Linked DNA regions of Homo sapiens: all the other regions are linked to region 3. The links are chromatin loops, found by intact Hi-C in ENCODE. Cell type or tissue: heart left ventricle. All regions are shown on one strand.

Region 1 (5,000 bases), 110 kb before region 3:
ACAGGTGTGAGCCATCATGCCTGGCCGAGTATCAGGCTTTCAAATGTTTATATGCAGCTGCTAAACTTACTTCATGCTCTTTCTGTCTCTGCCATCAGCTATGTCAGGACCTAGAGTTCTCTCTCAACCTAAGTCACTCTATCCAGACACACCATCCTCAGCCAGCAGCCTCAGTGTATGGGTCCCAACATTGAATGCTTCAGATATGGTCCCGTTGGCAAAGTGTCTTATCAGCATTTCTTAGTGCAGCCTCTAATTCCATAAGCTTTTTGCGTGGTAACTTCACCACACAGTTGACTCAGAGGCTAACTGGTCTCCCAGCTTTCATCCTATACTTACGAATTGCCTTTCAGATTATAGCTTTTTCTCTAGTCTACCTCACATAGATCCCAAACTCCAGAGAGATGTCATGTAAGGACAAGGAATTATGGCTGGGAGAAGTTAAGCCCAGTGGTGCCTCTTCATGGGCAGGCATCATAATTTTGAAGTTTTACAGCAATGACTTTCAACATTCCATGAGCCTGAAAAAAGAAAACACGGCCAGGCGCGGTGTTTCACCCCTGTAATCCCAGCACTTTGGGAGGCCGAGGTGGGCGGGTCACCTGAGGTCAGGAGTTTGAGACCAGCTTGGCCAACATGGTGAAACCCCATCTCTACTGAAAATACAAAAAAATTATCTGGGTGTGGTGGTGGGTGCCTGTAATCCCAGCTACTAGGGTGGCCGAGACAGGAGAATCGATTGAACTCGGGAGGCGGAGGTTGCAGTGAGTTGAGATTGCTCCACTACATTCCAGCCTGGATGACAAAACGAGACTCTGTCTACAAAAAAAAAAAAAAAAAAAAAAAGAAAAAATAAAATTATCAATTATCTATTCCCCAGCCAAGCAGGCTCCCACATTTCTAAATGAATGAATAGCAGACAAACTATGCGGACGCCCTGTCGATCTAGTGGAAGGGTTGGTGAGGAGTGGTGGGGAGGCAGGCTGAATCCTGGGGGAAGAGGGTTTGTCTCTGGAGGCAGATGGGCTGGATTCAAATCCAAGGCTGGCTTTGGCTAAATTACTTTAACCTTGCAGTCTCGTTTTTCCCCTCTGTTAAATGAAGGCAATTATAGCATCTTCCTCCTAAGTTGCTCAAATATTAAATGAGATGATGCCGTCAAATCTCCAAACACAGTTCATGGTGTGTGGGTAGTACCCAGTGAATGTTAATCTGATGATTACTATTATTATTTTAGAGACAAGATCTTGCTCTGTCACCCAGGCTGGAGTGTAGTGGTGCGGTCACAGCTCCCTGCAGTCTCAAACTCCTGGGCTCAAGTGATTCTCCTGCCTCAGCCTCCCAGTACATGCTGGGACTACAGGCATTTGTTACCATGCCCAGCTAATTTTTATTTATTTATTTTTTTTGTAGAGATGGGTCTTGCTATGTTGCCCAAGCTGGTCTCGAACTCCTGGCCTCAAGTGATCCTCCCACCTTGGCCTCCCAAAGTGCTGGGATTACAGGCATGAGCCACCATGCCCAGCTCACTATTATTATTATTATTATTATTATTAATTGTTATGATTACTGAGGAGACAGGTAAGCAGCTACAATTTAGAGTGACCAGTATGGCCGGCAGAAGGTGGTTGTAGGGTTAGCTAAACTAGGGGAAGAAATCAAGAGAGGCTTCCTAGAGTAGGGGGTGAATGAGATGGCATGGAGGCAGCAGCTTTGGGCAGAAGGATTAGAATATCCTCAGGAAATCTTTAGGAAGAACGGCAGGGATGCCTTTCACCCCATGAAATGGAGAGATGGTCCTCCCGTCCCTGTGTGACTTCTGTGCTGGTGTGTCCCAGTGGATGGGGACACTGTAAGGGTGGGATGTGGACACTGTAGGGGTGGGATGTGGAGAAGGCTCCTGATCATTCTTCCTCGGCTTGCCTGAGGGTCAGGGGGTGGACATGGAGGTTGGACCTCAGGCTCCGGCCCCTAGTGTCCCTGTTCTGGAAGCCCCCTGCTCTGCTTCTCTGGGTCTGGCTGGAGACCTGCCTTTTGTTGCTGTTACTGTAGGTGGCAGCAGAAGCCTGACAAAGTCCATCTTTGCAGGGCAGCGAGAGGGGAGAAAATGCAATCAGGTCCAAGGCGCCTCCAGCCTCTGTTATCTCTGCAGTGGTTAGGCTGGGAGTCGAAGGGGTTAGAACAGGCAGCAACCATATTAACAGAATCCTCTATTGAGTTATAGTCTGTCTGCAGATGTCTGCAGAGTCTGCAGTGCACCAGAGCCTGCCCCCGAAGGCTGGAACTTTATCAGACCATCTCCCGTCAGTTCCAGACTCTTCCGCGTCTCAGGGGACCCTGAGAAATAGCCAGGGCAGGGAGACCAGAGCACAGGAGCAATTCTGATTGAGATCTTGAACAATACAGTCCCTAGAAAGATGGACTCCCCCTGCAGAGGAAATTCTGATCTTGCTACAACGATTGCTTGGATCATTCTATTTAGACGTGTCCAATACACATCTCTCCTAAAATATTTCCTCTTTCTTCCCTGGGGCTTTTCAGATGCCCCATGCAAGTGTGGAAGCTGCATTTCAGCTGGGGAAACAGGGCACAGGAGAGAAGGGTGCAGGCTCTGGAACCACACCCCCAGGGTGGAGCCGCAGTTCTGCCATTGACTGCTGTGTGACTTCCGGCAAGAGAATTAACATCTCTGTGCCACAGTGTCCTCCTCTGTGCAGTACCCCATGTATCTTTGCACTTATTTTTGTTCTTATAGGAAGATCCAAGAGGACCTCTGGTATTACGGACAGAGAGTTGTACCCGTGGGAAGTAATTTCACCACTGTCCCCCACTCTTGAATCTCCCTCACCCCTCTTCTTTTTGGAATAGGTTTACTGAGATATAATTCACACACCATATAATTCATCAATTTCAAGTGTACAAGACACTGGTTTCTTTCTTTGTTTTGTTTTTGTTTTTTGAGACGGAGTCTTGCTCTGTCGCCCAGGCTGGAGTGCAGTGGCGCATGGCGCAATCACGGCTCACTGTAGCCTCTACCTCCTGGGTTCAAGCGATTCTTGTGCCTTGGCCTCCTGAGTAGCTGGGACTATAGGTGTGAGCCACCACACCAGGCTACTTTTTGTTATTGTAGTAGAGATGAGGTTTCCCCATGTTGGTCAGGTTGGTCTTGAACTCCTGACCTGAGGTGATCCATCTGCCTCGGCCTCCCAAAGTGCTGGTATTACAAGCATGAGCCACCATACCTGGCCAAGACAATGGTTTTAAGTATATTCAAAGTTGTGCAACCATCTCCACCATCACTTTTAGAACATGTTCATCCCCTCCCCAAAGAAACTCTCTACTCTTAAGCTATCAAACCCCTATTGTCTGGTCCTCCCAGCCCCTGGCAAACACTCATCTACTTTCTATCTCTACAGATTTGCCTGTTGTGGCCATTTCATATAAATAGCCTCCTTTCTTCTTTGCTGAGGCTCAGCCATGCCCCTCTTCTCATCATGGTGAGGAGAGCTGGCTTACCCTTTGTCTCTGGGGGGCTGGTTTGGGGCCCCTCCAGCCCCTTCCTGGCATCTGGAGCAGCATCTCCAGAGGGCGATGGCTGGGGGCGGAGGGAACTTGCCAACCAGCCTCATTGCTCACAGCACAAGCAGCTTGGCTCAGGATTACTCATTTCAAACTCGATTTGAGGCTCTGCCAAGAGCAGCAGCACCCCTGGAGCATGTCACCTGATTATTCCTACCCCTTCCCTGATCCCTGAGAGCCCAGAGCACAGAGCAGGCCGCCTCCCAGGACCCAACAGCTGCCAACTTTGAGGCAGGGCCTGCCAGGAGCCTGCTGGGCCTCGGACTTGGCTCTGCAACGCTTGCCCAGCCTGGCCCAGGCTCCTGGATAACAAGGAAACCTGGGGCTTTTGTCTTCAGGCCATTGAGAAGCAGTTTCCTGCAGTAGGGCCAATGGCATTGACCTTTCTGACCAAGAGCTGAGGCAGTCACTGTCCACACACGCACGATCATAAAAATGCCTCCATTCACAGATAGGCTCTGCTGACGCCCTCCACGCGCCTGGTGGGTTGGATTGTCTGTTACTTATCATCAAAGGGGAGGGCCCGGTTTGGCTCCCAGCAAGTAAACCAGGCACAAGCACACAAGAGCAGATGTACTGTCTACCATTTGCTGAGCATTTGCTAGACACCAGACACTGCCATAGGCATTAACTTCCATAATCCTCCCTGCAGCTCTGTGGGGAAGGAACCCTCACCAGCCCCACCTTCAGAGGAGGATGCGGAGGCTTGGGAAGACCAAGGGAGTAACTGGCCATGAGCGGTGACGTTGGAGCTGGCATGAGGGCTTGCTGACCCCTGTGGAGAAGGAAGGAGGCCATTCCAGGAAACTTTCAGACTAGGCAGATCTGTAGAGACAGACAGTGAATCCCTAGAGACAGTGAATCAGTGGTTGTCCTAGGGGCTGGGGACGATGGGTTTGGGAGGTGAGAGCTGAAGGGTGCAGGTTTCTTTGAGGAGTGATGAACGTGTTCTAAAGCTGGTCAAGGCGCTGGTTGCATAGCCCTGTGGATATACCAAACACCACTTGAGATGGGCACTTTCAGTGGGGGAATTGTGCAGTGTATGAGTTATAGCTCAGTAAAGCTGTTATTAAAGCAAGCAATGAAAGCTTGACATTGTAGGCTGCATAAACCTCTTGTATGACCCCTTCTTGCCCCCTTCTCCTCTACTTAAAACCTGGAATTTCCACCTCTGTGCTTAACGCAGGGGGCGTTGGGATAACCCTGAACTGTAGGTGGCAGAAACCATTGAACCAAAGCCTGCATTTTCCCTGCTTGGTGCCTGTCGTCTTATTCTGCTTCTATTGCTGCTCCTAGAATCCCAGAGTTTGTTCTATCTCATATTTCAGACTCCAGCTACACATTTTTATAGGGTGGTAGAGAATTGGGGGTGGGTTTAGTGTCTGAGCAACATTTGCAGCCTGAGATTCCAGGGGTGCCCT
Region 2 (5,000 bases), 1.0 Mb after region 3:
ATTACCCCGTAATCTTGTATTTGCAAACTGCATCTTGGCTGTTTACGCTTCACCGAGGTTCAAATCAGAGGTTCAGGGCTTCCCCAGCCCTCACATTCCTGTTGACGTCAGAGGAATTTCAAGGACCTAGAGGACAGCATTGTAACACGGTTCAACCAAGGCGTTCACCTTCACTCCCTCCCAACGCTGACATCTGTCATTTTCTGGTGCTATTTATAAATCCAAGGGAGCATTGCTGTTTTGTTTTGGTGCTGGTGATGCAGACACTCATCCTCATTAGAATTTTTGCCCTGACGCCGGGCACGGTGGCCCACACCTGTAATCCCAGCACTTTGGGAGGCCGAGGCGGGCAGATCGCTTGAGCCCAGGAGTTTAAGACAAGACCAGGCAACAAAGTGAAACCCCGTCTCTACTAGAAATACAAAAGTTAGCTGGGTGTGATGGTGGGTGCCTGTAATCCCAGCTACTCAAGAGGCTGAGACGGGAGAATCACTTGAACCTGGGAGGCGGAGGTTGCAGTGAGCTGAGATGGCACCACCGCAATTCAGCCTGGGTGACAGAGCAGGACTCCGTCTCAAAAAAAAAAAAAAAAAAAAAAAAAAAAAAAAAAAAAAAAAAAATAGGTTCTGCCCTGAGCCTTTCAGGCCTGGCCTTGTTGCTCTGGGACTTGCTCCCTCCTCGCTAACGTGTTTCCTTCTTTGGAGATTACCCACTTTAGCTCACCTGGGGAACACACACACCACTGACCCAGTTAGGGCTTCTTCCAGCCTCTTCTCTTTTTTCCATTCTTTTGACTGCGTTAATTATTCACAGGAACCCGTCAATGAAAGCACCAGGGATTATCCAGGAGGCTGACCACCAAATTAGAACAAGAAAATACTTGAAACAGTTTGCATGCTGTCTGAGGGTGCAGCTACGGAGAGGGTATGTTTTAGGTGCTGGGGTCTGAGAGAAATGAAAAGAGACGCCAAGCCAGGTGACTGACAGAAGGCAGGCGACAAACCCAGGCTTCCCAGGCTCGTACTTTCTCTTCGGTGCTGTATTTTTCAGCACACAAACTTGCTGAGAGTTTGCAGCTGACATCTCGAGAAGTATTCTTCTTAAAAGCTGAGCGAAAATTATTCACCTCATGTGAAAACAAGTGCGATTTACATCTAATGTGGGTAATTACTTTTACAGTTAATTAAAAGCGCTCTCATTAAACTCCCGCTGTGATGCCAATGCATAGCTCTTATTTGCAAACAGACCTTTGGTTTGAGCTCACCTGGTGACAGGAGACTCCTACCTGAAACAGGGATGCCGTTCTCGGTACTATGTTTAATTGTGCTGAGCCAGCAACCCTCGAGTTACCCGGCCTTTTACCCCACGCCAGCTCTGCTTGTCTGCATGGCTAGATTTTGAGATATGGAAGCCTCTTGTCCTCTCATAACCACACTCCAAAAAAAAAGTAAGGTGAAGAAAACAAAATAACTCACAGGAGGTAGGGATGCCAAAGAAAGGTAGGGGACTCAAAGAAAGAAGTCAAGATGAAAAGCCTGCTGTCTTTATTTGCATAATAGTTTGGTTGGGGATCGTTTTGTAGTTGTTCTGGCTTTACAGCTTTTTCCTGCCTAAGAAGATATTTACTGTCAGAGAAAATATCCCCTTAGGCCCCCTGAAGATTCCTCCAAATGTTTATAAAGTCAGCAGCTCTGCCCTGCAACCTACCCAACTAAGGTAAACTTTACTCCCTTGGTTGAAGTGATTTGTGTTGAGATTTTACTTAGTTTACATGCGTTGTTTGCTGTTTGTATGATTTCAGGTGAAATAGCTCTTACATCGTGAGTCATCTTCATATTTAGGTTGAAACCATAGACTTTTCGGAATATTCTTTGCCCTGAAGCATCTCTGCCACGCTGAACCTTCTTAAACACATATTAATGAAATGTCTCCTCAAATGATCACATTCCTAGTAAGTAATTAGGGCTTAGTAATTAAAACATGCAGTCATTTGAGACTTAAATTTTGAAGGCACAGAAAGATTGAGAAATTTAAAAAGTTTACGGACCTGATGAATTGGATACTCTTGCATAGGACTTGGTGCTTTCGGTATTTTTTGCAAAGTTATTTGCTCCCATCTGCTGGCCATTTGTGATATTGCAGGTGCTGAGCTAATTTGTGAATGGAAAAGGAAGTGAATAAAATCTATCACTGCAAACATTTTATACTATTCTTCATGTATTCAAGTAAACTGATTTGAATCTTGGTTTTTGTTTGTTTGTTAGTTTTGTTTTGTTTTGTTTTGTTTTTGCGGTTGGAGGATTAAGTGAACACAGACTCTGAAGAATTCTGCTGAAAGGCAAGCATGATTTGAAATTTTTACCAACATCAGAGTTACTCAAGTTTTGAAAGCCAGAACACCCTCGTTATCTTTAATAAAGCAATTAACTTTAGAACATTGGTTTAAATATTCAAATTCAAGCACAGTATATTGTGTAAGGGAGAGTATAAAATACATAGCTCGTAGACCAGATGGATTTCAATCTCCCTTATGCTTTTAATCATCGGAGTGGTAGGAAGCCAATTCCCTACACTCTAAAACTCAGTTTTTTCACCTGTAAAATGGAAACACTGGGCAAAAGGGTCCCTAAGGCTTGAACTTATTCTCAAAATCTGAGTCTTTGTGAAGGTTAAAAAATCATATAAGGCTGAGCACGCTGGGTCATGCCTGTAATCCCAGCACTTTCGGAGGCCAAGGTAGGTGGATCACCTGAGGTCAGGAGTTTGAGACCAGCCTGGCCAACATGGGGAAACCCCATCTGTACTAAAAATAAAAAAAATAGCCAGACGTGGTAGCATGCACCTGTAATCCCAGCTACTAGGTAGGCTGAGGCAGGAGAATCGTTTGAACCCGGGAGGCAGAGTTTGCAGTGAGCCAAGATCACCCTACTGCACTCCAACCTGGGCAACAGAGCGAGACTCCATCTCAATAATAATAGTGTAGGTTGCATAAAATCACCAGTATGCTCTTAGTCTTAGCATCTAAACTCATATTCAGTGACTTGTCTTAAATTAGAAGCCGTTGTTATTTTCACAACAATAGGCAATGTAAGCATGCATCCAAACTATCAGAAAGCTTGCCTTTGCAAAGGAGACCATCTGTAATGTTGAGTCAAGATTTAAAATGCACCTTGAATGCTTTTTGGAGTGTGATGTCAAAAATGTATCTTGTGTTAATATTATAAACCGTTCTGCTATAACATTTATTTGCTGTTTAAGAAGGAAGAGCAAAACCTTCTTCCTCAGCAGTAATCAATTTCTCAGTTGATCATAAGCCGATTTGGGCTTGTCAGATGAACCTTTGACTGTGTCTCCTCACACTCCTGAGAGGTGGCTTAAGCTGTCCTGTATTTCCTATGAAAAGCTCTCTGGGACTTTGTATTTGAGTCCAGGAGAACAATGCTGTGCCCAGGATATGTGATCCTTACTTAGCTTCTCATGACAAGTCTAAGCATCCTGGTCTTTTCTTTCCATTGCTCTTCCAGAGTGAATGACTGCAATAATCAATTTAGAGGTTTTCAGGGGCTGTATTGTGGAAACACCTGGGCCCTGGAGCACAGCAGCCTGTGATTGCCCTGGGATTCCTTTTAAGGAATTTTTCTTGTCCCCTAGAGCTTAGACTAAGCGGAGGTGGCCTCTGGACCACAGTTATCTTTTTTCAGTATTAAGTAGCCAAGCATCCTGCAAGAGAGATCAGCACAAAGAGCTCCTTGATCCTCTGTATTTATTTTCTATGACTTCCGTAGCAAATCATCACAATCTAGGTGCTTAAAACAACTGAAATATATTCTCTGACAGCTCTGGAGGCTCTACGTCCAAGTTGAAAGTGTGAGCAGGACGGCTCTCCCAGCAAAGGTTCTGGGGAAGATTCATCTTTGCCTCTTCCAGTGTCTGGTAGCTTAGTGTCACATGACTTGTAGCAGCATCTCTCTAATCCCCACCTGTCTTCACATGGCTTTCTCTTCTGTCTCTTAAAAGGATACTTGTTACTGGATTTAGAACCCACCCAGATAATACAGAATTTTCTCATTTCAAGACCCTTAATTATGTCTGCACAGACTCCATTTGCAAACAAGGTCACATTCACAGGCACTAGGGACTAGTCGGCTTGAGCATATCTTTTGGGGGGCTGCTGTTGAACCCCGTGCTGGCTACTCACTTCTAAATCCTCTGAGGTCTCGGGAGCTTCGTTGTCCGGTGTTTCTCTCCACATTTTCTCGGGAATCTTTAAGTGCCAGATACTTCAGAGCTGGGAATGCTGCTGGTAAGGGATCCGGGATGCTGGCATCCTTGCATTGTGGGCATGAATAACCCTGACCTACAAAAATTATCAAAAACAACCAACACACCAAGTGTAGAAGAAAAGAAGTCTCTCTCGGGAGAGAGAACTGCTTCTGAAAAGAACGGACACATGAGTGCTTTGATGTCTAAAATCTCAAAGAACCTAGAGGCCTTGGAAGAGAAAACTTTAAAAATAGACATGTTTTTAAGTTCTCAATGCTTCAATCAGAACCAGGTTTCACAAAGCCTGTTGGAAGATGTCATCAAGGACAGCTGACATTTACTGATAACTTGCCATATGCTAAGACCCTGGCGTGTATTGGATATGCCTAGCCACAAACGAGGCAACCATGATTGTTAATATGCTTCTCTTACAAATAGGGAAAGTGAGGCTAAGCAAACTCGGCCTCCTTGTGCAGAGTTCCAAAACTGGTGTGGTTGAGTCCGGTAGGATAAACCCTAGCAGTGTGATTCTGCTATCTGTGTGGAATCCCATCTGTCGCCAGCAAGTGAGCCTCCGCTGTTCAGGGTTTCCCGGCTACAAAAAGTAGAAGGGCTGCCTTCTGTCGGGAAATTGATTGCTTGGTGATGAGTCCACAGCTCAAAATTCATACTTAACACTTTTAAGTAGTTGAGCTGTTTTCCAAGCGAAGTGGTCGAGTGGGGCTGAAGTACTTACT
Region 3 (5,000 bases):
TGATGGCACAGGGTTGCAGCCCTGATTATGGCTCCCAGAAGCTGAGATTTGTGGTCTAAAACTGAGGGCAGAGGGGAATGAGAGAGTCATACTCCAAGTGAAATTTTCCTTTCTCATTATCTGTGAGCTGATAAAGACGCCAGCATGTCAAGTTCATTTGATGGACAAATTCAGACCATCATTTCATGGGGGGAGGCAGTCCAGTACCAGGACCATATTGGGGTCATGTTTATGGGGCCAGGTTCCATCACTGAGTGGAAAGCTCACAAAAGCAGTTGATGCCTGAGGGCTTCTTTGCACATCTCCAAGTTCAAGGTTCTGTCATCCTTGTTTAACTCCCCAAATCAAGGTAGATGGGGTTTTTTTTTTTCTTCCCCAGCCAGCATCCGAAGACTGGATTCTATGGATGAGCATAGAAGTCCCTCTTTCTTCTCTGACTCCTTCATCTCCCATTTTCCTCCTGTAGAATTTCCTTGGACTTTTTTTTTTTTTTTATCCTGATGCTGCCTTTCAGGGTCCCAGCTCTTTGACCTAGGTCAGTTCCCTCCACTTCTCTCAATGGGGCTGTGGAGGGAGTGTCAAATTCTGTAGGAACACTGAGAAAGAAGCCCAGCCTTTTTCTCGCTAAGAATGGCCACCTTTTTATAGGAATGATGCCCACCTGGTCTCAATTCTGTCTTAGACTCCCTCTAGGTTGGGAGGTGCGGATCAGGTGGTTGGGGGATCCTGTCCTGTCACGTACAGCCTGAGCCTGACATTTTTTTTCCCTCTACAACTGAGACTGCAGACATTTTTAAACTAGAAGAAAACAAATTTGCACATGGACTAAACAGAAACTTCATTTCCCCCTAGGTCTCTCCTGGGGACTACGCAGGAGGGCTCTGGGCCAGTGGGGAGAATCTTCAATGCAACTTTCATCTCTGGTTATCCTCCCTGAGTCCATGGGGATTTCATAAACATTATGTTGCTCAATTTCAGTTCACTGGCACAGAGTCGTTCCAATGTGTTCTAATTACTCAGACATAAATGATTTCTGGTGCACTTTAAATGACTTCGGATGCACTTTTGTCTATCAGGCTCCTGATTTGTCACTCCCTGGGACTTTGATGTTGTGCTTCATTGATTTCTTTTAAGGCTCTTCAGAGGTATATTTATTATAGACGATACATCTCCCTGTTCATTTGCTCCATAATTCTGAAACACTTTCATTTTCCAGTTGTCAACATTCCACCCCTACCCCCTGTACATATCTTGTACTAGCAGGAAGAAGACACATTTATTGAGTGCTTACTGAATGCAAATCTAGATGCGAGATGCTATGGGTGAGTGAAGGTGCACAAATTAAAAACAAAAACATCCGACATTCATTCCTGGCCAAGATAATATGCTTATCGTTTAGAGAAAAGGACAGTGCACACCCGTTGACTTACATGACATGACAGAGGAGGAAGAACACAGGGAGGGTGGGGGTTTGGTCCATGAGCTGTGAGAGGTACTTGGAAGAGAAGAGTGATGAGAGATGGGTGGGGTCAGAGCTTTGCACCCAGATTTCCATGATGATGGGCAACAGAAAGTGTGTAGCATTCAGCTCAGTTTTGTTTGTTTTTGAGATGGGGTTTCACTCTGTTACCCAGGCTGGCATGCAGTGGTGCCGTCATAGCTCACTGCAGCCTTGAACTCCTGGGCTTAAGTGATATTTCCATCCCAGCCTCCCAAGTAGCTGGAACTACAGGTGCATGCTCCCACATCTGGCTATCTTCATTTTTGTACAGATGGAGTCTCACTATGTTGCCCAGGCTTGTCTCTAATTCCTGGACTCAATTGATCCTCCTGCCTTGGCCTCCCAAAGCACTGGGATTACAGAAAGGAGCCACTGCACCCAGCAGCTGAGTTTTTTTGACAAGCTAAGAGGCAAAGCTGCCACTTTTTGATGTGTGCTTGATAGACCCTAGAGCTTCGAAGAGTGAGTGGTGTGTACTGCTCAAGTCTACTTGCTCTGAAGACAGCTACGTTTATCTGAACAGGCACCTTATTAGCCTTTAGCCTCTCCCCATAGACATGAGGACAGGAGGGACATTGGAGTGGTATTTTGACAAGGCAGCTGGCTGCCAATCTGAAGATGTGGTGGGAGTCCCAGCTCCGTCCTGTTCCCATAGGTCCTTGAACCTCAGTCTTGTCATCTGCAAAATGGAGGCCATCCTATCTTGCTGGTCAGCCACTTTGGATCGAGCCGTTTCTATGTGTCAAGAAGGGGGCAGATCCACATTTTGTGGGACCTGAGCCTGGATCAACTTGGGGGACCCCGTTAGGAAAAAGGACCCCAGATGATGAGTGCCTATCTGGGTTTCTGCCCCATGATGGGAGCCCACCAGTGTTAGCAATGGGGTCTTCAATGCTTTTTTAAGCTGTGGACTTTTTTTTCTCCCCAATTATTTGTGGCACCGCTGTTCAGTGCTTAAAACGGGTCACAGTGGAGCTTCTGTTAATGGGAACGCTTCTTTCCCCTCTGAAGTTGGGCTGAGAGGCGTCTCCAGGAAGCATGGTTTGAACCTGAACCGTCTGTTGTGGTCAAGATCAGATCTGAACCCAGAGCTCTTCTCCACTCCCCTCCCTGCTCCGGGGTCTCTCTGGGAGCACCTGTAAGCTAAGCCCTGACCTGCAAGGGACAGTGTGGACCTACTTCGCGGGCAGACCGTGGTGACAGTTCTTGCTCCCTCAGGCTGCTCTGCCGTCCCCTGGGCTGGCTTAACGGTCCATCTGTGAAAGGACCTTCGGCTTCCTGGAACCCCAGCACCACCCTCTGCCTCCCGCGGCTGGAAACCTGGGAAGGAAGTAAGGCGCACACGCCACCTGGTGGCCGCTTCCTGGAGCTGTCACTCCGGACACCGCCCCTGGGAGGGAGCTCATCTCTGGGCCCAGCTTGTCTGCGGTGCTGGCCAGCGAGGTCCAGGCGCTGCTCCTGAGAGCCTTGGCTCAGAGGAGCATCTGGCTTGTTAGAGCAGGAGGTTCTTGTGTCACAGTGCCCTTGATTTTCCCACTGAACTGCTGCCACCGTGAATACGAGCTCTTGGAGATGCCGCTGTCTGCCCTCTTCCCTTTCCTCTCCCTCCTCCTCCTCCTCTTCCCTCTCCCTTCTCCCTCTCCCTCCTCCTCCTCCTCTTCCCTCTCTCTTCTCTCTCTCCCTCCTCCTCCTCACCCCTCCTCCTCTGCTTCCTCCCCCTCATCCTCCCCTTTATCTTCCGCCCCCTGATTGCTATTGTCCTCCCCACCTCTTTCTGTCCCTCTCCTCCTCCTGTCCCTTCTCCCTCTCCTGTCCCCCCTTCTCCCCTATTTTCCTCCTCTTTCTCCTTCTCCTCTCTTCCCCCTCCTCCATCCTCTTCTTTCTCTTTCTTCTCCTCCTTTGCTCCTCATCCTCCCTTCCCCACCCCTCCCCTTCCTCCTTTCTCCCCTGCCTCTTTTTCCACCCCCTCACTTTGGCTCAGCCAGCTTTCTTTTAATTAAATAGATACTTATTGGCAGTACCCTTATTTGTTCCAAGTGAAACTGGCCGGAGGGCAGTTCCTGAGTTAGAGACTAGATCATGAGTCCCAGCTGCGGTTGCTGAGGGGTTGAAATTTCCCTCAGATCTAGCCATCCATTCCCTCCCTCACTCCCTCCTTCCCTCCCTCCGTCCGTCCCTCCCTCCCTCATTCATTCATGAATGCACGCACAGATTTAACAAATGCATTTTGAGGCTCTGTGCCAACATCCCCTCACTTCCGACTTTGACCCCAGAATCTTTAGCACATGGCATTCCTCTAACTTCCCTACCTGGAAAGCTCCCATTCACTTTGAAGACTCAGGTTCAATGCTGCCCTTCGGACTAGCCTGTGAGCACTTATTCCTGCTACCCATGGTCCTGAGGTCTTCACGAGTTTTCTGGCTCAGTCTTCTCTGGTTCCCATCCCGGGTGCTCAGCAGTCAAAGCCAGCCTTGCACTGAGTCAAAAACCCCAGAAGCTGTTTCTGTCTGCCTGGGACTCTGTGTTCTCCAATCATCAGGCTTGTTCCCCTCCTTTAAGGGTGTCCTGTACACAGTAGCGTCCATTGAAGTCCAGAAATGCTAGCACAGCATTGTGGAAAAAGACAGGTGCATATGTCTTCTGCATTCTTTGGGTTTTGCCAATCTTACTGTAATCAAGCTGTCTTTATTCTCAGGTATTCAGTGAAAATGAGTTGTTTCTGAGGACTATACCCTGGAAAGCTAGTGTTTTTTCTGTCTTGTCTTTATTTCTGTCTCTCCATATTCCTAAGCTAATGCTGTGAACGGGAAAAACAAGGTTTGCTCTTTGATTTGTTGCAGAGCCCAGGTCAGGTAGCCATTTATATTTAATAGAAGAATAGATGATGAGAGTGTCTCTCCTTCCCCTAGGCAGCATTTCCGAAGCTTATCTGTGACATTATGAAAGGTAACACTCTTACCTGGTATCTACTAGGAGGGTATTGTTCAAGCCATCAGTCTTTTGTTCAAGCTCTGGCATGCAGAAGGTACCCAGGAAATGGTTGGCAATTTTAAACATTGAGGTATAACTTACATAACATAAATTATACAAATCTGGAGTACACAACATTATGAATTTTTACATCTGTGTATCTCTGGATTACTACCACTCAGATCATGATGTAAAGTATTTTTATCTCCTGGAAGTCTTCCCACTGCCCGTCCACCAACAGCTCTCCCTACTCTGTCGTCTCTTTCCTTTGGTAAATTTTGTTCGTTTCTGAGAGTCATAGAGATGGAATCCTGACCTGATGCATACATCTGTTTCCTTTGCTGTGATGATGGCTGTGTGGGTATATGCATGAGTCCAGATTCATCCAATCATATACAGGAGATGGCTGCAGATTTTTTTTTTTTGTGTGTGTGTGTGTGTGACAGAGTCTCGCTCTGTCACCCAGGCTGCAGTGCAGTGGTGCGATCTCGGCTCACTGCAAGCTCCACCCACCAGGTTCACGCCATTC
Region 4 (5,000 bases), 380 kb before region 3:
TAAGAGTAATGTATCAATATTGACTCATCAATTGCAACAAATGCACTACATTAAAGCCACATGTTAATAACAGGGGAAACAGGATGGGAGGATTTGAGGGCATATATGGGAACACTATACTTTCTGCTCATTTTTCTGTAAAGCTTAAGCTATTCTAAAGAATAAAGTCTATTCATTAAACAACAAAAATGAATGAGCCTTTGCCCTTACAGAATTCACCGTCAAGAGGAAGAGGAGGCTGGGTACAGTGGCTCACGCTTGTAATCCCAGCACTTTGAGAGGCCAAGATGAGCAGATCACTTGGGCCCAGGAGTTCAAGACCAGCCTGGACAACATAGAGAAACCATACCTCTACAAAAAATACAAAAATTAGCTGGGCGTGTTGGTACATGCCTGTAGTCCCAGCTACTCAAGAGGTTGAGGTGGGAGGATTGATGGAGCCCAAGAGGTTGATGCTGCAATGAACCATGATTTTGCCACTGTGCTCCAGCCTGGGCAAGAGAGTGAGACCCTGTCTGGAAAAAAAAAGAGGAAGGGGAGACGAGCAGATAAGCCGATCATGTCAAGGTATGCTGCAGACTGGGACACAGTCTGTCCAAATTAAACCTCAGGAAGGAAAATATTTATGATACACACCAGAGAGAGTCTATGACTAGCTGGTGGCCCATGTCCTTTTAATTGTCCCTAATTTTCCTGCCTAGTTTAAATGCTGCAAAACATGGGGTTGACACTCTGAACTTGGGCACCGGAATTGGGTCAGGCTGCGTGGGTGGGGACTGGAACCCTGAATTATAGTTTTCTTTCCAGAGATGTCAGAATGTTTCATGAATAAGAGCACAGCTTCTATGTTGGATACCCTGAATTTGAATCTCAGCATGGCCACTTTGTATATAACCAGAGGATGAATTGGGGACCCAATGGATCTACCATGACATGAACCTGCACCAACATTCACCTGACCTCCAAAATGCCTATTCTGACTGGTAGACCCTAGTCTCGCCCTAGTGCCAGTTCAGAGCCTGTGTCCAGTGATCCTGCACAGGTCCCATTAGTTCCTATTCCCCTGTTCAGTCATCCTGGTAAAAGGCTGTGTATTCCTGTGGGGGCAGGCTGGGAGAAAGATTGACAGTATAAATTTTTGGCAGTGGAGCAGAGTCCTTTCTGGAGGGGACCTGGCTTCACATTCAGACAAGGGACTCCTGGTCTGTGAACTGGCTTATGTCTGGGAATTGACTGGGGACTGTGACTCTGTTTTTATGATTCAGGTTAGACTTCTGCTCACCTGACCTAGAACTCTTCTGCAAACACAGATCAAGTAAAAATGTGGCAGGCTTCTTATCTATTTCACTTCTAGGAAAGCCACGATCAGCTGGCACCATAGGTCTCTGCGAGTCATGCTATTCTGCTTGCAGCTTTGACTCTGCTGTCCTTTATGGTAACTGCATCCACCTTGCCTTTGGGGATTGAGTGCTGCGGTCACTTGGCCCCGGCCCCTGTAGTGTGCCTATGTCACTTACCCTCTTTATACCTCAGTCTCCTCCTCTGTAAAATGGGCATCCTAATAACACCCACCGCCAGGGCTGCTGTGAGGTATAGATGGATTAGCATATGGAAAGTAATAGAAGAGGGTCTCAAAGCCCATGTGTCATTATCAGAATTATTTCATGACAGGGGAGAGCTGGAGGAGAGGGGAAGGTGCTGAGCAGACCCATGTGCTCTCCCACCAGTGTTTCCTGAGCACCTACTATGTGCTGCCCACTGTGAGAGCTGTTAGGGTTGAAATAGGGAGCACAGCAGGGTAGGGGCTGCCATCAGGAGCTTAGTGGGGAGACCATTGTGCAACATGGTTCCAGCGCTTGGGATGGGGAAGCTCAGGGAGTACAGGGGCCTAGGATCCTGGGCAGAATCATGGAAAGGACACAGCCTCCCCAGCCTCTCCTGCCTCCACTGTCTCCCTGGCCTCCTCTGCTTCCCTGGGCTCTCCTGCCTTCCTGGCTTCCCCTTCCTCCCCGGCCTCCCCAGTCTCCCCTGTCTCTCCTGCTTTTGAGGTAGGCCAGGAGCTGCGGGTGCTCACTTAGCCTGTCCTGGACTCTGGGTGTAGCACCTCGATGTCCAGAAAATACCCCCGGGTTCAGCTCATCACACAGCCAAGGAAGGAGCTCGCTCCACACTGACACTAACGGTGCATCCTGGGCTCATTCATCGGGCACGCCTCCAAAATATTTCTCTACGTCTCCTCCCTTTGCCCACCTGCATTGTCTCTGTGCCTGAGTCCTGGCTGGGGGCCTGCAAGGATCCCCTATCTCCTCTGTCCCTGCACAGCTGGGTTCCAGGCAATCTGTCTGCCCACCACACCTCTCTCCCCTTGCCCAGCATGCTCCAGCCCCACAGTCCTCTTTCTGCTTCTTTCCCAGCCTCTGGGCTTTTGCACACGCTGTTCCCTCTGCCTGAACACCCTCCACTGGGCTGAGAACAACTCTGAGACCTCTCTCAGCTGTTGCTTCCTTTGGAACAGCCGCTGCTGTTGTCCCTCTCGCAGCTCCAAGACCTGCCGAGCCTCCTGTCTTTTTCAGTTCCCATGCACCCAGCACTTCTCCTTGGCCTCCTTTTGCCCAATTGACAATGTCCATTCTCAATGCCTTCTCACCCAGCGCTGAGCCCCACTGGGTGAAGGCAATGCCTGTCATGTTCACCACAATATCCCCTCCCCCATCACCACGCCTGGTCCACAGTGATGCTCAAAAAAGATCTGTTGGTAGGCAATGGGAAGGTGCATTCATGTCATCCTGCAGGCGGAATTCTCCACTCGGTTTTCCCACTACCTCCAAATCATGCAAGACACAGGGTAAGAGCAAAGACAAGGTGGCTGTGGCCCATGTCCACCCTCTCGGGGCGTCCCTTCTCTTCTCTCCTCCTTGGGCAGGGAGACCATCGGGGTGCAACCTGGCTGGGGCGGGGAGGAGGTGCACGGCCTGGCCGGAGCGGGTCTGGCCACGGGTAGGGGAGAGCGACCGCCTGGGCCGGGGCAGGTGAGCGCAGCGCAGGCCCGGGCCCGGCGTGTCCGCGGTGCGGGCGAGCGGCCGGCAGAGGGCGCCAGAGAGCCAGGAGCGGCCCGCGGAGGAGCCCGCGCCGGCCCCGATGCCCAGCTCCGCGCCGCGCGGACCCACCGAGCCCGCGCTCAGACGCCCCAGCTCCGCCGAGAGGCCGCTCGCGCCGGGTCCTTCCTCTTCCCCAAGTGCAGGCAGAGCCCCCGGAGCCATGGCCAGCCCTTCCGGCAGCTCCGAAGCCACTGGCAAGCCCCGAGGCAGGGATGGCCGGCCCAGGAGGGAGGAGGACGACGTCCCTCCCGAAGAGAAGAGGCTGCGGCTGGGGCTGGAGGGGGGAAGCGCACAGCCCGAGGACTGCGAGGACGGGAAGGACGCGCCGCGGCCGGGCAGGGAGGAGACCGGCACCCAGACAGGTGGCGACGGCAGAGGAGTAAGTGACGCGGGCGCGGGGGTCCGGGGGTGCCGGGGGCGCGGGGGTGCCGGAGACGCGGGGTAGGGGCTGCGGGAGGCTCCGTGGCCGGCCCCGGGTTGAAGTTGGTAACTGAGTGGCAACTCCGGCGGGCGCGGAGTGACAGCTCGTGACGGCCTCCGAGACGCCAGCTGCCCCTTCTCGGCTGTGTGGCTTCGACTTCCTGATTCTCCCACGACGTCCCTGGCCAGGAGCCCCGTTGGACTCTGCGGCTAGCCAAAAGGGGAGGGGGAGCCCCGCGTCCTGGGGGCCCCCAGCAGGGGAAGGGGCGGGGGTTGCGCTGGGCATCCTGTCTGGGGCATCTGTCTGGGACTTTTGTCGGTCCCACCTGGCGGGGGGCTTATGGTGGGGGTAGAGGGGAAGTCCCTGGCGCCAGGCTTGGCCAAGCCCTGCTCTGCTGGGCTGCGGGCTGGCGGCGCTCACCCAGCTCCTCACCTGCCCCGCATCTTCCTGTTTTTCTTCCCTTTCTGGTTGGGCAGCGAGAGTTGAGAGGAGGCAGATGGCTTCCATCCCAGAAATCGCTCTCCTCTTTCCATCCCTACAGAGAGGGACAGAGAGGCAAAGTTCCTTGCATCCCTCGGGGCGCTGTCCCTGTGAGCTCCCGGTGTCCTGCACACGTGGGCCCCTGAGTGACCGGGCCCGTGTGCGTGGGATGGGGCTCCGTGGCCAGCCTGGCCTCCTGGGGTTCACTTTCTGCTTTCCTACCCCAACTCTTCCTGTGTGGCTTTGCTGGCCTTCCACTGGGGAGGCACGCGGGTTTGGAGGGCAGATGAGGGCCCCCTGGAGAGCTGTACCCCTCAGTGAGGGCCGCCACCTTGATGGTTTTTGATGGATAATGGGGTTGACCTCTTTGTTCCTTCCAAATGTTTTTATGTTTGACCATTTGCTCAGCTGAGCTTGTCTTAATAATTTGATTCGTGGTTAATGAGCCCCACATGGGAGAGAGGGCGGCCTTCATTCTGAACCCATTTGGGCAGCACGGGTAGCCGTCCTCGCCGTGGGCTGCCTCAGAGCCCCCCCTGCCCAGTCTTGGGGTTGCTCCCGGATGCTGTGTGGGAGGCTTGCTCCTGGTGACATCCTCATCTCCCCGTGCACGTTACTGCATTCAGAGCTTGGGTCACCTGGACACCGAACTCAGGTGAATTTTCTCTGAGATTCTGGGAGAAGGAGGACAGTTCTCTGGTAGGTTTTCCAGGGCCGATCACGGAAAGGATGAGACACAATTACGGTGGCAGTGTAACGCCAGGAAACTTTATTGCGTGAAGTCCCTCTCACTCCCTCTACCTCCCTCTTTTACGTGGACTCTGCCAAAGACCAGGATACTAGAATGCAGTGGAGTGACCAAGTGTAGTGGGACCTAGGGAACGTGAGTGTGGAGCCAGGCAGCTGGGGTTTGCATCCTGGTAATGCCCCTCCTTAGCTGGCTGACATGGCACACGCCAGTTACCCTGTCTGAGCCTTACTGTCTTCAGTGGCAAATGGAT

Evidence for each region. Peaks named below come from ENCODE experiments on the same cell type or tissue, not always from the same donor. Only the 100,000 strongest peaks of a DNase experiment are listed, where the experiment ranks them.
Region 1: a loop joins it to region 3, with 10 times the contacts of the local background. A loop is called at or near these places in 27 of 110 quality-filtered maps.
Region 2: a loop joins it to region 3, with 5 times the contacts of the local background. A loop is called at or near these places in 3 of 110 quality-filtered maps.
Region 4: a loop joins it to region 3, with 2.7 times the contacts of the local background. A loop is called at or near these places in 21 of 110 quality-filtered maps.

Annotation. Positions count from the first base shown.
Region 1 is chr16:5,500,496-5,505,495 of GRCh38, forward strand. It overlaps a transcript of RBFOX1 not described here. Among named protein-coding and RNA genes, the nearest start is that of LINC01570, 110 kb to the right of the region's middle. In heart left ventricle, a CTCF peak has its summit at 2,065 (motif pointing right); no DNase peak of the experiment used is centred here; H3K27me3 peaks cover 366 bases.
Region 2 is chr16:6,641,159-6,646,158 of GRCh38, forward strand. The region is part of intron 2 of RBFOX1 (RNA binding fox-1 homolog 1); the gene reads left to right. Among named protein-coding and RNA genes, the nearest start is that of RBFOX1, 620 kb to the left of the region's middle. In heart left ventricle, a CTCF peak has its summit at 2,131 (motif pointing left); no DNase peak of the experiment used is centred here; H3K27me3 peaks cover 1,882 bases.
Region 3 is chr16:5,613,446-5,618,445 of GRCh38, forward strand. It overlaps LINC01570 (long intergenic non-protein coding RNA 1570), which reads right to left and starts at 2,805. Exons shown (of 3, transcript NR_110902.1): 1 at 2,681-2,805. It also overlaps a transcript of RBFOX1 not described here. In heart left ventricle, a CTCF peak has its summit at 2,861 (motif pointing left); a DNase peak (open chromatin) is centred at 2,836; H3K27me3 peaks cover 2,020 bases.
Region 4 is chr16:5,236,629-5,241,628 of GRCh38, forward strand. It overlaps LOC105371067 (a long non-coding RNA gene), which reads left to right. Exons shown (of 3, transcript XR_001752067.2): 3 at 1-189. It also overlaps a transcript of RBFOX1 not described here. Among named protein-coding and RNA genes, the nearest start is that of LINC02164, 17 kb to the left of the region's middle. RefSeq lists an enhancer at 207-1,406 and a silencer at 2,982-3,201. In heart left ventricle, a CTCF peak has its summit at 3,104 (motif pointing right); a DNase peak (open chromatin) is centred at 3,043; H3K4me3 peaks cover 437 bases; H3K27me3 peaks cover 2,496 bases.